3 separate regions of the Mus musculus genome follow, and regions 1 and 2 are each linked to region 3. The links are chromatin loops, found by intact Hi-C in ENCODE. Cell type or tissue: left cerebral cortex. All regions are shown on one strand.

Region 1 (5,000 bases), 51 kb after region 3:
TGCTCTAGATCAGAGGACAACTTTTGGGAGTAGCTTCTTTCCTTTTACTATTGAGTCTAGAGTGTGTGTGTGTGTGTGTGTGTGTGTATGTGTGTGTGTGTGTGTGTGTGTTAAAGTAAAACAAAACAAAACTTGGGAGACACTTTTACTTAAAATTCTAGGGACTCGGTCTGGAAAACAAATACACAGATGGAACATTTTACTTATGAAATCAAAACGAGAAACATAACCAAGAGACACTAAGAAAACAGGCACGCACACTCGAGTGAATACAGGAGGTCAGAAAGTTACCATTTCCTCTCCACTCTGCTTTTAGTTTCTTCACTAAGACCAAAAATCAAATTATGCACCAAGTTTAACAAGCTCTGTACAAGATACAGAGAATTCAGGCAGGGAGGAAGAATAAAGGCTTAGCCTCACAAATGGATGGTTCAAAATTTCCAGCACATGTTACCTCTAGATTGTAATCGACAGCGATACACATCCTTTGGGGAGGGTTTTGAGACAAGAGGCCCCCTGGCTTCGTGTTTCTTCCTCTTTCATTTGAAGCACCATGGAACCAAGAAGGAAGACATTGTGCTTTTTGTCCTGTTATGATGAGTATTTAAGAGGTCTGAGTTTATCCTTGAGTTTGAGTCCTCAAGGTTTTAAAATCTTTCTTGGCAGAGAAGTCCCTCATCTGTCCAAGATAGGGAGCATCCATACTCGAATTTTTAGAGCAGACCTGGCTTCAAAAGTTCCATCACTTTGGCCAGTGTAACAGTCTGGTTTGGTAATCCCTGAGGGTAAGCCAGGCCTGAACTCCAGGTGTGCTGATCTCTTCGTGACCTCAGAAAGAGATTCTTCCTCTGTATCAGGATCCTTTTCAACAGCTATATGTACTAAGTCCCTTTTAAGAGATACCGGAATTGAGTGTTCCTTGTGTGAACCATGAGCTGGATCTATAGCATGTATTTCTAGTCCTGCTGGCAATTCTATAGTATACCCATTACTGTTGAGTAGTTCATTGAATAGTTAAATAACTAGGCTCAGAAAACATCATTCAGCAAGACAGTAGTTAAACTAGATTAGAAAACATATATGTAAAAAAGCACACTTCTGTTCTATGTGTCCCAGAGGCCTAGGTGTGCCAAAAATACAAGTTGTGCTTTCACTTAAAAACATTTTTATTTTATGAACATGAATGTTTTGCCTGTGTGTATATAAGTATTCCACATGCATGTCTGGTGCTTTTGGGTGGGGGGGTGTTGGATTCCTGGAACTGGCATTATAGGCAGTTATGAGGCAACATGTGGGTGTTGGGAACTAAATCCAGGGCCTCTAGAGAGCAGCCAGTGCTCTTAACAGCTGAAGCATTCTCCAGTCCCTCAATAGGTGTTTTTTGAAGGAAATACTACAGGCAAAGGCTTATACTTGGTGTGGAGCCACACACCTGTAATCCTGCCACTTGAGAGATTGAGGCAGAAGAATCAGGAGTTCAAGACCAGCGTTGGCTACATAGCAAATTTTAGGGCAGCCTGGGCTATGTGAGATCCTGTCAGGAAGAAAAGTAAATAAATAAATGAAGAGAGGGGAGGGAAGGAAAAGGAGAGATGGAGAGGAATGGAGGAGGGGAGAGGAAGGGGAGATAAGGAGTGGAAAGGAAAGAGGAAGTAAGAGACAGGGAGGGAGGGCAGGGCAGGGGCAGGAAGGGGAGGAGAAGGTAAGGGAATCAAAGCACAGCAGAGGCCTGGGGGTAAGGATAGTAACCAAAACCAAAGTTGTCACTTCGCTATAACGTCAGCACTTAGGAAGGCCCAGGCAAAAGGATGGAAGCTCAAGACCAGTCTAAATAACGAGACTCTGTATTAAAACTGACTGACTGAATGAATGAATGAATGAATGAATGAACAAAGAAACAGCTAAAAGAAAGAAACATAAGATAACACCACTACGATCGCTATAGTTGGCTGAGCATTTGAGTTGTGCGCAGTAAGCTGGTAATGGCTTACATACGGTGCATATATAGGATTTGACACCACATGACAGCAGACAGGTCAAGTGTTCCTATTAGCATTATCTATCAGTGGATTATCTATGGTTGCTATAGTAATGTTGCTTAATTAAGGACATCTCTTCCAAGCCTCATACCCTCCCTCCTTACTGAACATGCAAACTGGGGGTGGGGGGGGTGGGGGGCCCCCTCAGCAGCAAACCAGCTCCCCACCTGGCTTCTCCTGGGACTCTTTCCCCACAGGTACCCCCTGTTGTTAATCTCTGAGTTATGTAAAGAGCCCCTACTGTGCTTCTTGATGGGAAGGAGGGGGTGGTGTTCTCCGGCTCTTAGTTTGCATAATATTCTCTTCTCTGTCAGAGTTGAGAAAGAAGCTTGTGGTCTGGTGACAGCGGCAGATGGGAGGAGCCATGACTCATCAGTGCTCTGCAGGAATAGAGCAGGGTAGCCCTGGGAGGCTGTAAAGACCCCATCTTCCCCCACCTCTGGCCAGGCCTTGAGAGAGCTTCTTGTAGGAGGAAGGAGGAGAATAGACCTTAGTCAAGCTGTGCTCCGGAGGCTGAGGTCATACCTTAGCACTAATCTCGGGGTGGGGCGGGGTTAGCTAGGCTAGCATAGTAAAACTTTGTATTGCTAGACTCCAACTTTGGGGCTGGGGAGATAATGCAGTTGTTGCCATGCGAACATGAAAGGCTGAATTCTATCCATGAACCCGTGTTAGATAGATAGATAGATAGATAGATAGATAGATAGATAGATAGATAGATAGATAGATAGATAGATAGAAAGAAAGATAGATAGATAGATAGATAGATAGATAGATAGATAGATAGATAGATAGATAGATAGACGGACAGACAGATCGATCATCCAGGTTGTGGGCAAGAGAGATGGCTCCGTGGCTAGGAGCACTTGCTGCACGTCCAGGACCCACGGCAGGCAGCTCACAGCTGTAAATCCAGCTCTAGAAACACCCTGTGCTGGCTTCTCCAGATATCTGTACTCAGGTACACATACTCCTATGCATAATTAAAATAAATTTTTAAAAATCCAGGCATGGCAATCCAAACCTAGAATTCCAGTGTAAGGGAGGTAGAGACAGGTTGCTATCTAGGGCTAGGCAGATTTGCAGCCAGTTTAACCTAACATTGAGTTCCAGGTCAATAAGGAAACAAGCAGAACAAAATAAACTCCAACTTTACATTTAAAAGTAAAAACCAGCCGGGCGTGGTGGCGCACGCCTTTAATCCCAGCACTCCGGAGGCAGAAGCAGGTGGATTTCTGAGTTCGAGGCCAGCCTGGTCTACAAAGTGAGTTCCAGGACAACCAGGGCTACACAGAGAAACCCTATCTCAAAAAAAAAAAAAAAAAAAAAAATCAGTTTGAGGCCAGCACAAGCTACAAAGTCAAGCATAAGCTCTCCAGGGTTTTGTATTTTGTTTTGCTTTGTTGTTTGTAGACCAGGTTAGTCTCTTTTTATAATTTATCATTTTTATTTTATATCCATTGGTGTTTTGCCTGAATGTATGTCTGTGTGAGGGTGTCAGAAGCCCTGAAACTGGAGTTACAGACAGGTATGAGCTGCTATGTGGGTGCTTGGAGATGAGCCTGGATTGTCTAGAAGATCAGCCAGTGCCCATAACTGTAACCAGATATATACTACCTGGCTTCTTTGTTCCCCGAAATAACCACTCTGAGACTGGATTATTATGAATAAATGCTTAGGCCAATAGCTTTGGCACATTTCTGCTAGCTCATAACTCAATTGTCCTGTGTGAACTAGCCTAAGCCAAGCCATACAGCTAGTTACCTGTCCTTCAGTTTCATGTGATTGTCTCCACTAGAGTTCTGGGGCAATTCTCCTGTGTATCTGACTCTATCCCAGAAATCCTCCTTACCAGAACTTCTACCTTCTTATTTCTTGCCTAAACTCATAGGCCAACAGCCTTTTATTGACAAGTAAAGCTTCTACACATTGCACAAAAGATTTCCTCTACATTTAACCACTGAACCATCTCCCCAGTCCCTGAAGTTTTGCTCTTAAGACAGGGACACACACATACACACACACACACACACACACACACACACACACACATACACACACACACACACACACACACACATACACACACACACACATACACATACACAGAGAGAGAGACTTGAACTCCTTACACCTCATGGGGGATTACAGGCATGCACCACCATACCACAGCTTCCATTTTTGTTCTTAACCAAGGTTGCTTTGGCTGTTCTAGGTCTCTTGAGATTTTGTATGGATTTTAGTACATTCTGCCAAACAAACCGAACAACCGTGATTTTGGGGGAGGCTGCAGGCAGGGGGAGCAGCGTTGAGTTCTAACCCTTACTTAGTACAGAAGAGCTTAGGGTAGCTGGAGCCCCAATGTAAGGTATGAAGATGGTGAGTGCCCCAAAGGAATCCACAGGGACACTGATGGGAAGAATTCATATCCAGGCATGGTGGCGCACGCCTTTAATCCCAGCACTCAGGACGCAGAGGCAGGAGGATCTCTGAGTTCAAGGCCAGTCTGGTGTACAGAGTGAGTTCCAGGACAGCCAAGGATACACAGAGAAACCCTGTCTCAAAAATCAAAACAAAACAAAGTCCAAGAGGAAGAACACACATTGACCTGCATATGGTGGTCCTGCCTGGAATGGTGAGGGACAGAATTACTGAGGACTTCAGTGACGTGCCTTTTAAGGATAACAGATACAAAAGATTGCTGGTGTTTAGCTGTAACTTAGAGACTAACTCTGAAGAAGAGATTTAATATTAACCGTGTGCGCTGCCCTCTCTCTTATACTCTTGATAGTAAGACACCAGCTGATCAGGCATGGACAGATTGGGGTGGAAAGCTGAACAGGCCTGGCCGTTGGCTTAACCGTTTATGATGGAGCCTGGACAAGGCCACCCCCGACTCCCATTTCCAAAGCACAGGGGAAACACTGAAGCGATTCCTTTTCCCTGGTTTCCTTCAAGACG
Region 2 (5,000 bases), 68 kb after region 3:
AGTTCCCAACTTGTAATACTCTCTACCTCTGAAACATTCTGGCCTTACCAAATCTGCAAGAGCTCTTCCTTTCTTTCTGCCTTGGTGATTTATTAATTACTGTACCGATTACAAGATAAATGGAGTGAAAGAATGTGAAGGAGAGAGGGTTCAGGGTCTTACTTTAAAAGATCTTACGTTGAAGGGGCATCATAAATAGGGTAATACACGACTGTAATCTCAATCCCCTTAAATTGAGGCAGGAGACTTGCTATTTGGAGGTCAGTTTCAGCTACAGAGAAGTGCCCTGTCTGCCTGTCCCTCCCCTTCATTGTGCTGAGTCTGGAGTTGCAAAGATTTAGCAGGCTAGGACTGACTGCTAGTGATAAAATGGCCTTTGGTTTTTCCTTTTTCCAGACAGGGTTTCACTACGTGTAGCTCAAGCTGTCTAGAAACCAGGCTAACTTTGAACTCAAGAGATCCATCAGCTTCTGCCTTCTTATGCTGGGATTAAAGGCATGCACCACCTCATCCAGCTAGAAAAAGGATTTTAAATATAAGGGGAGGGGGGAGGCTACATCCGTCATTTTACTTTAGTAATAAAAGTTTATTAAATAATAGAGAATAGAGAAAAAACGGCCGGGCAGTAGTGGCGCACGCCTTTAATCCCAGCACTTGGGAGGCAGAGGCAGGCAGATTTCTGAGTTCGAGGCCAGTCTGGTCTACAGAGTGAGTTCCAGGACAGCCAGGGCTATACAGAGAAACCCTGTCTCGAAAAACTGAAGAAAAACAAAACAAAACAAACAAGATTAGAGAGAAACCCTGGTGTGGTGGCACGTGCCTTTAGCAGGAGCACCTAGGAGCACCTATATACCAGGCAGAGTTCAAGGCTAGCCTGGTATATAGAGGGAGTTCCAGGACAGCTTGGGTTGCACAGAGAAAGCCTTTCTGGAGAAACAAAACAAAAGAATAAAAAAAAAGAATGACTTCAAACGAGAAATGCAGAGGATTAAAGAGATGTGCCTTTAAGTCATGTAACTTCAGCAACACTGGCCCCGCTTTAATAGGGCTGGGTCTGACTGCATCAACCCTTTTTGAAAATGAAGACAAAGAAAGAAAAGCCACATTTAAAAAAAAAATCTACTGCACCATATTGCAACATGCGAACACGGAGGAACATTCTGGTACGATCAAAGCCTCAGTAACCACACCGGACTGGTTCTTGCTGGCCACGGGGAACTCATTTTCATAACGGAGCTCCGCAACCCATGGAGAGGCGGGAACCTCTCCCTCGGAATACAGTCCCCGGGCATAGTATACAGTTGTTACATAAACTAGTGCACCGAGAAAGCCCCGTGATGGCGCACACCCTCCTCTCCTAAAATACTGGAGTCGGTAAGCCGAGGACCCAGGACGGTCCCGAAGGCTGCCGTCAGCATGGACTAGCTGCCGGCTCACAAAGCGGATCGTTGGCTGCTAGCGTGGCGCGCAGGCGCCGCAAGGGCGAGGGCGCGATCCGCGATCCGCTGGGCCGCGCGCCCTCTGCCCCGCCTACGAAACTAGCAGCCCGCTGGGGAGCGGCTGCAGCGCGAGGGCGGGAAGCGAGCGCCGGGCCAGCACCTGCCAGGCCCGGTGGTCCCGCCCTTCGGCCCCCTAACTGCACAAGGCTGTCCTTCCCCTTCCGCCCCTCCCACATTCCCCGGCGGCACAGGCCCCACCCCCGTCGTGCGGCCGACCGGCCGTCTGTGACGTCAGCAGCCCCCGCCCCCCTGAGTATAAATACTGGCGTCTCTGGCACCGCCTTCCCACACTCTCTGGCTCAACTCTCGCCGCGGTGTTTCCGTTTTTCTCTCTGGTTGTCTCCTGCTCTGCTCTTCTCATCCTTCTCGCTCTGCTGCTCTGCGGAGTGACGAGGCTGAATCCTCTCCCCACCCAGTTCGCGCCTTTCTTCTTTTTCTCGCGCCGCTCCATTTCTCCAGTTCGGCTGCCGCCGCCACTGCTGCTCAGCTGGTGTCGGTGCCGCGCGTTTCCCCCACGTCGTCCCCGCAGCCTATGGCCCAGGCCGCCTTGGGTATTTCTGCTCAAGGTAACCACATCCCTCTTTAAAAATTCCGCCGAAAAAGAGAAGACGCTTTACCCGACTCTTTGGGCCGTTATCTCACGTGAGTACCGGACTTAGGGGCGCGGGAGGGTCCGGCGCCTGGGCTGGGCCACGCCGCCCTCGGTGTCCCCGCAGTGCCCCGCAGCCGGCGGCCTCGAACATGGCGGCCGGCGGCGTGTGTGGCGGCTGCCGGTGGCCCGGGCGGCGGCCGGCGCCTCGCGACCCAGGGCGGCAGCCGACAGCCGCGGTTGAGCGAGGGGGCGTGTGCGCGTGGGGCCGCGCTCGGGGGCAGGCTGGCGGTGGTCGCTGTTCCCTCTCGGCGGCATGCGGCCCCCACCCCACTCCCGTGGTGCATTGCTGTTTCCGGGGAGGGGGTCCGGCGGCAGCCTGGAGGGCTGGGGGTCCCATCGCCCTCTCCCTGTCTCAGTGCCTGCAGGGGGTTGTGGTGCGGAGTGGACGGGCTGCGGCGGCCGGGGCTCCGGGTTATGAATGGAGCGGGGCGGGCCTCGAGCCGGCATCTGGTGACAGCTGGGAGGAGGCTGGATTCTTGCGGGCGGGAGAGGGGGTGCGGAGTGCGCGCTCCCCCTCTGGCGGTGGAAAGTTGACCTCACTCGGGGCCGGCGGCGGGGAAGCCCCGGTGTCAAGTAGCAAGCGAATAGGCCTTTGGCCCTTTCTGGAAACCTCGGCGCTGCTGACCCGCCCCTGCGGCTCTCCTGATTGGGCCAAGTCGCTTTCACTTACCCCAGTCACCTCCTGAAGCCTGGAGATTAGTCACCATGGCTTCGTTTTCTGGTCCTAGCTGTGATCGCGGGGCAGAAAGAGGGCGAAGGGTAGGTTGATGCGGCTTATCAAGGACTCTGTTGGCTGCCAGCGGTTAGTAGTGTTTAAACGTTTTATGGTATTAAGTATCATGAACGTGTGTTACTGGCTGAACGAAGCAAGCAGTTTACACTGTTTACAGCCTCAGGATGTTTGAACAGATTGAACTCAGTTTTGTGGTGGATATCTTAGGTTGTTCTTGTCCTGTGGTGTTTTACCATTAATATATGCACAGCCTGGGTGAGAGCTGATTAACTTCCTCAGGAAAGGACTATGAGAACTAGGCCCGACAGGAAAGCAAGCTTGGTACCAATAAGCCCCGAGGAATTCACAGGTAATAAGTAGGAAAGGGTGTTTACATAAAACTGTAGGTTATAAAGATAAATGAGTAATCAATTTATTTCTCTAATGTTTTAGTATGATTCCCAACAATGAACTCAGAGTGGTACCTTCAATTTAGATTCCGCAGCTAACATTTTACTCTACTTACCTTCCAGCCATCTTACTAATTCTGCATTACGGACATCAAAATGCTTCATAGCTCTAACTTGAGTATTTCCATACATTAAATACAGTCCCATTCTCTAATTTTTAGAAATTGGCAGTAAAATTCTCATTATTTATTTGTACTGTTTGATTAGATTTTGTTGTTTGTTTGAGACAGGACCTCACTTTGTAGCCCAGACTTGAGTCTGATTTTCCTTCCTCATCAGCCTGGTGCTAGGACTCCAGGCTCAGGACAAGTTTGGCTTGTATTTAGTACGTTTTAGCAAAGTGATGCCAGGTGTTGTTACACCTGTAATCCCAGGAAGTTCTTGAAGCTAGCTATGGTCACATAAAGCAAAATCCTGTGTGCAAAGAGAGGAGAAAGAACTTTATAATCTACATCTAGGTCAAGACAGAACATTAACATCCTCATCTAGCCCTCCTGACAGGTCACAGCAGTTCTTGTGAGGCCCATCTAGCCTTCCTTTTTTTTTTTTTTTTTAAATCAAGGGACTTAAATGGAATCAATTGATATGCATGCTTTTGTGCAAAAGGCTTTTATTTAGCATATTTTATATGTTAATAAATTGTTTCTGGTAGTCCATTGTGTGTATATGTATATGCCTGATTTTAAAAAACTTTGCCGGGCAGTTGTGCATTCCTTTAATCCCAGCACTTGGGGCAAGGCAGATCTATGAGTTTGAGAACAGCCAGGGCTGTACAGAGAAATCCTGTCTAAAAAAAACAAACAAACAAAAAAAAAACAATTTTTTTTTGGAAAATCTGCAAAGATAGCAGAAACATTTGTAAAGATATTTCGAAGAGGAAAACAATTTTGAGGAGTGTCAAGGTGGAGCTAGATTTGTGGTTGGTCAAGTGATTGCCTAGAATCTCCAGCCCTGGGTTTGATTTCCAGCACCCTATAAACCAGGTGAGAAGCACTTCTGAGATCCTAATCCTCACATTGATTGTAATCCCAGCATTTGGGAAATGGAGGCAGGATTTCACCTCTTTGGCCCCAGAAGTGTTTAGGGCCAGCCAGCCTAAGGCTGCATGACCTTTCTGCCCATCTCCACCTCCCTCCCAATTTACACAGGTCATTCTAAAGGAGAGTAATTTTTCTTTCCTCTTTCTTCTTTTCTTTTTTTCTTTTTCTTTTTCGCTTATTCTAGACAGTTTCAAAATTGCACAACTATCCTGTAACTCACTCTGTAGTTCCAGCCTGGAACTCAAAGATCTGACTGCCTCTGCCTTTCAAGTGCTGGGATTCAAAGTGTGAGCCACCATTGCTTGGCTAGGAATTTGTTTTTCAGTATTGCCTTTCATCCACATTTCACGTACCCCTTCCTTTATACTATCTCCTCCAGATAAATATTTGCATTTATCCTGTATGTAAATGTCCATCTTACACTGTGCACCACTTTTTGTATCTATTAAATTATCTTTAAAATCAGGGAGCCTTCATTTCCTAGTAGTATCTGTGTTAAATGAAAAGGTTTAGATATTACTGAAGAACATTAGTTGGTGTCTTAAAGTTTAATGCCCTCAGTGTTTCACAGAATTGATCTTGGATTGCCATAAGCAGCAAATAATAGCTGTGAATAAAACAGGGGGA
Region 3 (5,000 bases):
TAGGAGCTGGGATGGTGTCCATACATGGTCAAAAGCTGAGCCCCTGGGCAGGCACTCTTGGGAGGGTTGCTGGAAACGGAGATGAGGAGTGATGACCTGTTAGCCTGGAGTTCTCTCTGTGAGGGTGGGGTTTCCTGGCTTGTGCAGGGATGAGCACCGGTCAGCCCAAGCATGGTAAACATGGCTCTAGCAGACCTCGCCCTTCTCTCCAATTCCCTTTACCTTCCTAAAAACTGCTAGATTACATTCCTAAAGCTAGCCGCCAAGGTCTTTTCCCTTATTTGGCCAATGCCTCCTCCTGAGGCTGACTACCAAGGTCCAGCTATCAAAGTATTGAAGTTCAGCAATCAAAAGCCCCCTTTGGGTCACCTAATTAGCATGCCTAATTAAAATTAAACACCTCATCCTAACACAAGGTTCCCCTTGCACCTTTATGAACTGCCGTTCTCCCATGTGCCACATCTGTCTCCTCTCTATCCAGAGGCAGTCCTTCATTGCCCCCCAGGACAAATACCCCTCCCCTTCTCCCCCCATCCTTTACCTCCCGTCTTTGTCTCTTATTCCTTGTCCTCTGTTCCTCTGGAGCAAATATACCAGCACACATCCTAGCCCATCCTAACAAAGACTTCCCCCTCTTCTCCCCCCCTCCCCCCTTCCTTTTCTTCCTTCTGTATTTGAAGGCAGGGTTTCTGTGTTTTAACTCTTGTCCCAGAACTCACTTTCTAGACCAGGCTAGGCTGGTCTTGAACTCTCAGAGATCTGCCTGTTTCTCCCTCCTGAGTGATAGGATTAAAGGTGTGCACAACCACTGCCTGGCTCCTTTTTCCTTCTTAAGAATTACACCTGCCAGGCCATTTGCTTATGGTTTTCTGCCTGAGTCAGGAAGAACCTACTTCAGCTTTTCTTCCATGTTTTATAAAGGATCTCTCTGTGAAAACAGGTGTTTGGGTGTGGGTTGTGACTAACCCCAGGTTTGAAATGGAGCCTGTCTCCCTTGGTGCTAACATGGAAGGGGGCAATTTTATGAGACCTCACCCCTAAACAGAGAACTACAGGCAACTAAGGAATTCTGGGAGAAAGAGAGAGATGATCCCCCTAACTGGCTATCCAGTACCCACTGGCCAGTCCTGAAATAATACACATACAAGCAATACTAAGGGGACTGACCATCTAATTTCAAAAATTGGGGGAAGAAATAAGGAAGAAAATGTGAGTGGTATTATCGTAGCTTTGTGGTCATTATGCTGGTGAGCTGCATTTTCTCACATGGAACTTTCCAGAAGCCTGTTCTTGGACAGCTGGAGGAAGCTGGAAAGGCCCAGGAATGGATCCCAACCTAACTGGGTTCCTCCGTCAATGAGTCCATCTGGTTTGGAATAAACCCAGACGCAGAGTTTAAACAGCAGGGCTTCCCGGTGGGCTGCAGTAAAGGCTGGACTGCACTTGAAACCCACCTCACTCTTTTCCACATTCTGGACCCGCACCTACGAGTTGCCCTTTGGAAGTATTGCCTCGATATGGTTTCCTTGTCTCCTCATCTCAAGATCGTTCCCTGGAGACCCAGAGTGTAAGTAAATAAACAACAAGGAGTTGTGCTCAATCCCTAAAGAAAGGAGCATTGTGATAGAGAATAATGTCGTAGGAAGCTACTCCAGGCTGGGAGGGCAGGCAAGGCGATCTAAGGAGGGGCTGCAGTCAAGAAGGTCCCAGAAAAGGCAGGGGAAGGGAAATCTAAGGCAGAAGGAATGCAACGGGCACAGCGGAGCTGCTCCACTGCTCGGTATCAGTGTTCTAGGGCCGGGACAAAGGCACTTGAGGGTGCGCGACAGGTGCTGATGGCACATGGAAGTTAAGAGATGCTCAGGCAGAGACTTGCAAGCTGTGCTAATGATTTTGGAGCTCACCGCAAGTGACTAGAATACTGCGGGTCTTCAGCTGAGGTGTGATGTGAGATTTAATAAGTAGTTGCTCTGCCCAGTTCATGCAGGGTATGTGTGACAGGAGCCACAGCAAGAGTCACCCGAGCAGCACAGTAGCCAAGGAAGAGGCAGAGGAGGTGATGCCTGGTGATGCCCACGGAAGCGGAAGTGAGGGAGAAAGGTGTATTCTGGGAGGATGGCTGGGGTTCCATGCATATTAGCCAGGGGCAGCTAAGAATGATGCGTTAGGTTTTTAGTTTGAGATAGGTTGCCTGGGAAGGAGCCTTGATTTGGAGACTTAAGAGCCTATGTTCAATCTAATTCTCTCCAAACAGTGGAAACTGAGGCTCGGGGAAGCTGAATAGTGGGCTCCAATTTATCACTAGTACACGCAGTGCTAGAAAATTGAAAACCAGCTGTAAATACTGATCTAAACCAGTACTTAACACACTGGGCTTTAATACTTAAAGGCTCTTAACCCTGTAAGTCTTGGTGACCTCAGGCTGGCGATTTTCCTGTCTCCGCCTCCCAAGTGCTGGTAGTAATCCAGATACCAGCCACCAGCCACCATGTCTGGCTTTAAGTGTGACTCGGAAGTTACTTAATTCACACCAACATGGGCTGCAGAGCACCTAACAGCCTCATCCCACTGTGACAGCACAGCAATGCCTCTTCAAAGCTGTGGGGAGCTACGTGGAGAACCAGGGCCCTACGGGGAGATCCAGGGCCCCGCAGCAGGAACCCCAGCCTCCTCTTTTCCTATGTTCCCCTTCAGTGCTAGCTTGCCAGGCCCCTCCCAATTGCGCAGCCCTCACTCCAGCCAGGATCTCTTTGTGCCTTTTGCTGAACACAGCAAGCTCATTCATGTCTTTGTCAAAGGCACAGGCTGTTCCCAGTCTGGGGGACAGAGAGTGGGGTTCCTCAGCACCCATTGCCTTCTGGCAACATCTAGTCTGCCTTCAGTACTCAGCTCTAAAATTAGTTTCCTTGTGACATCTCCCCTCTCTGGGAAGTGTTACTCACCTCTTTGTATTCCTCATGCTCTGTTGAGACATGTGCTATGGACTTAGGTAGCCCCATCTTGCAATCAAGGAAAGTGTGAGCCTCTATACAAGCATGCTGTAGGAAGGGGCATAGGGCTGACAGGCTGGGCTCCATGGCCCTACTAAAGCTGGGTGGTGACAACGGCTGATGCATCGATTACAGGTGGTGTCCGGTACATGAAGGGCCAGGTCAAGGCCACCTGGGTCGTTTTAATTTAATTCTGAAACTTCTCCTTAGTGAGGGTCTTAATGTGTCTTTTCTTTGGAACTTTAAAGAAAGATCATGGCAGGGAGTGAGTGATGTTACTTGCCTACCCCACCCCAAACCCCACTTTTATTTTTTCAAAACAATGTTTCTCTGTGTAGCCCTGGCTGTCTTGGAACTCACTCTGTAGACCAGGCGGACATTGAACTTACAGGGATCCGATTGCCTCTGCCTCCCAAGTGCTGGGATAAAAGGCCTGCACCTCTGCCACCTGGCTTCACACCCTTTTTTAAGATTTATTTATTTATTGTAAGTACACTATAGCTTTCCTCAGACACTCCAGAAGAGGGAGTCAGATCTCGTTATGGATGGTTGTGAGCCACCATGTGGTTGCTGGGATTTGAACTCCTGACCTTCGGAAGAGCAGTCGGGTGCTCTTACCCACTGAGCCATCTCACCAGCCCCCCTTTTTATTTTTTTAAAGAAAAAAAAGTCTCACTGTGTAGCCCTGGCTGGTCTGGAACTCATATTAGACCAGGCTGGTCTCAGTCTCACAACAGAGATTTGCCTGCCTCTGACTCCCCAGTGCTGGGATTAAAGGCATGTGCAACCACGCCCCAACTTTGTCTGCTCTTTTAAAAGATGCTCCTTTGTGTAGCTCTTTAGCAAAGCATCTTACATTAGTGCGGCTGCACAGGCCCTGTGCAAAGCATATGAAAAAAAAAAATCTCCTGCATTTGTCGCCAGAGTCTCGTAGAAACTGGTACCGTAGCAGCTCCTGTTTACACAGCACTTCACAACTCACAGGCTACCAAACTGCTTCTTGTTTGTTTTGTGGTTTGTTTTAACACAAGCTTTTATGTATTACAGGCTACGTGTTCCATACATAGCTAAGGCTAACTTAACTCCTTCTCCTGTCCCAGCTCTTTACTGCTGGAGTTATAGGCATCATGCCCAGTTTGCAAATTCTATTTTTTTTTATTTTTAATTTTCAATGCTTATTTTTATTTGATGTGCAATGATATTTGCCTGCATATGTGTCTGTGTGAGGGTACTGGATCCCCTGGAACTGGAGTTCAGGCAGATGTGAGCTGCCATGTGGGAACTGAACCCTGGTCCTTTGGAAGAGCAGCTAGTGCTCTTAACCACTGAGCCATCTCTTCAACCCCAAGTTGGTGAATGTAATTTTCACACAATAGAGAATGATGAAGTAGCTCCCTGACTAAAGGTGCCTGTTGCCAAACCTAATAACCTGAGGCCTATTCTTGGACAGATGGAGAGGACTGACTCCGATGAGTTAACCTGTGACACACACACACACACACACACACACACACACACACTCATACACACAATCATGAGTATACACACAAACATGAACACACACAGTAAATACATGTTAAAACAAAAATTTCCCACAAAAATCAAGGCAGTTCTACTATAAACCTATACTATAGAGAAGGAAACTGAGGCTGAGGGAGGTAAGATGACTTCCAGGTAGCAGAGCCAAGACTAGCAGCCAGGTACCAGGAACACTCACCTGCTGCTGACAGTTGCTCCGGGAAAAGCAGCTTTGTTTGCAGACTTCTACTCCTCTAGATGCTTGAGAAAGTTCTAGTTGCTTGACCTTCAGCACTCAGGAAGAACTTCTTGAGTATGGTTTGTGTCCTGGCCAAAAAAAGTATTATTATAGGGACTTGCAATTACAGGGCAGTTTGGAGCATGCCCTGACCCAACCAGGAAGGGTTTTGTCCTCAGATGATAAGTAACCTTCGTCTATAAAGGAGAGACAATTCCAAAGAAAATAAACACGCACAGCACATTGACCTGTGT

The links. Hi-C counts contacts between places; a loop is a spot of excess contacts. Peaks named below come from ENCODE experiments on the same cell type or tissue, not always from the same donor. Only the 100,000 strongest peaks of a DNase experiment are listed, where the experiment ranks them.
Region 1: a loop joins it to region 3, with 1.8 times the contacts of the local background. A loop is called at or near these places in 6 of 42 quality-filtered maps.
Region 2: a loop joins it to region 3, with 8 times the contacts of the local background. A loop is called at or near these places in 9 of 42 quality-filtered maps.

What each region holds. Positions count from the first base shown.
Region 1 is chr15:38,532,951-38,537,950 of GRCm38, reverse strand. No RefSeq gene overlaps it. Among named protein-coding and RNA genes, the nearest start is that of Azin1, 16 kb to the right of the region's middle. In left cerebral cortex, no CTCF peak of the experiment used is centred here; a DNase peak (open chromatin) is centred at 2,372.
Region 2 is chr15:38,516,050-38,521,049 of GRCm38, reverse strand. It overlaps Azin1 (antizyme inhibitor 1), which reads left to right and starts at 1,784. Exons shown (of 12, transcript NM_018745.5): 1 at 1,784-2,141. In left cerebral cortex, CTCF peaks have their summits at 1,501 and 2,669; DNase peaks (open chromatin) are centred at 1,632 and 2,705; H3K4me3 peaks cover 2,954 bases; H3K27ac peaks cover 2,509 bases.
Region 3 is chr15:38,583,595-38,588,594 of GRCm38, reverse strand. 2310043O21Rik (RIKEN cDNA 2310043O21 gene) reads left to right here. Exons shown (of 3, transcript NR_045757.1): 2 at 1,281-1,567. All of the region lies in intron 2 of Gm41309 (a long non-coding RNA gene), which reads left to right. Among named protein-coding and RNA genes, the nearest start is that of 2310043O21Rik, 8.8 kb to the left of the region's middle. In left cerebral cortex, no CTCF peak of the experiment used is centred here; a DNase peak (open chromatin) is centred at 2,774; H3K27ac peaks cover 502 bases.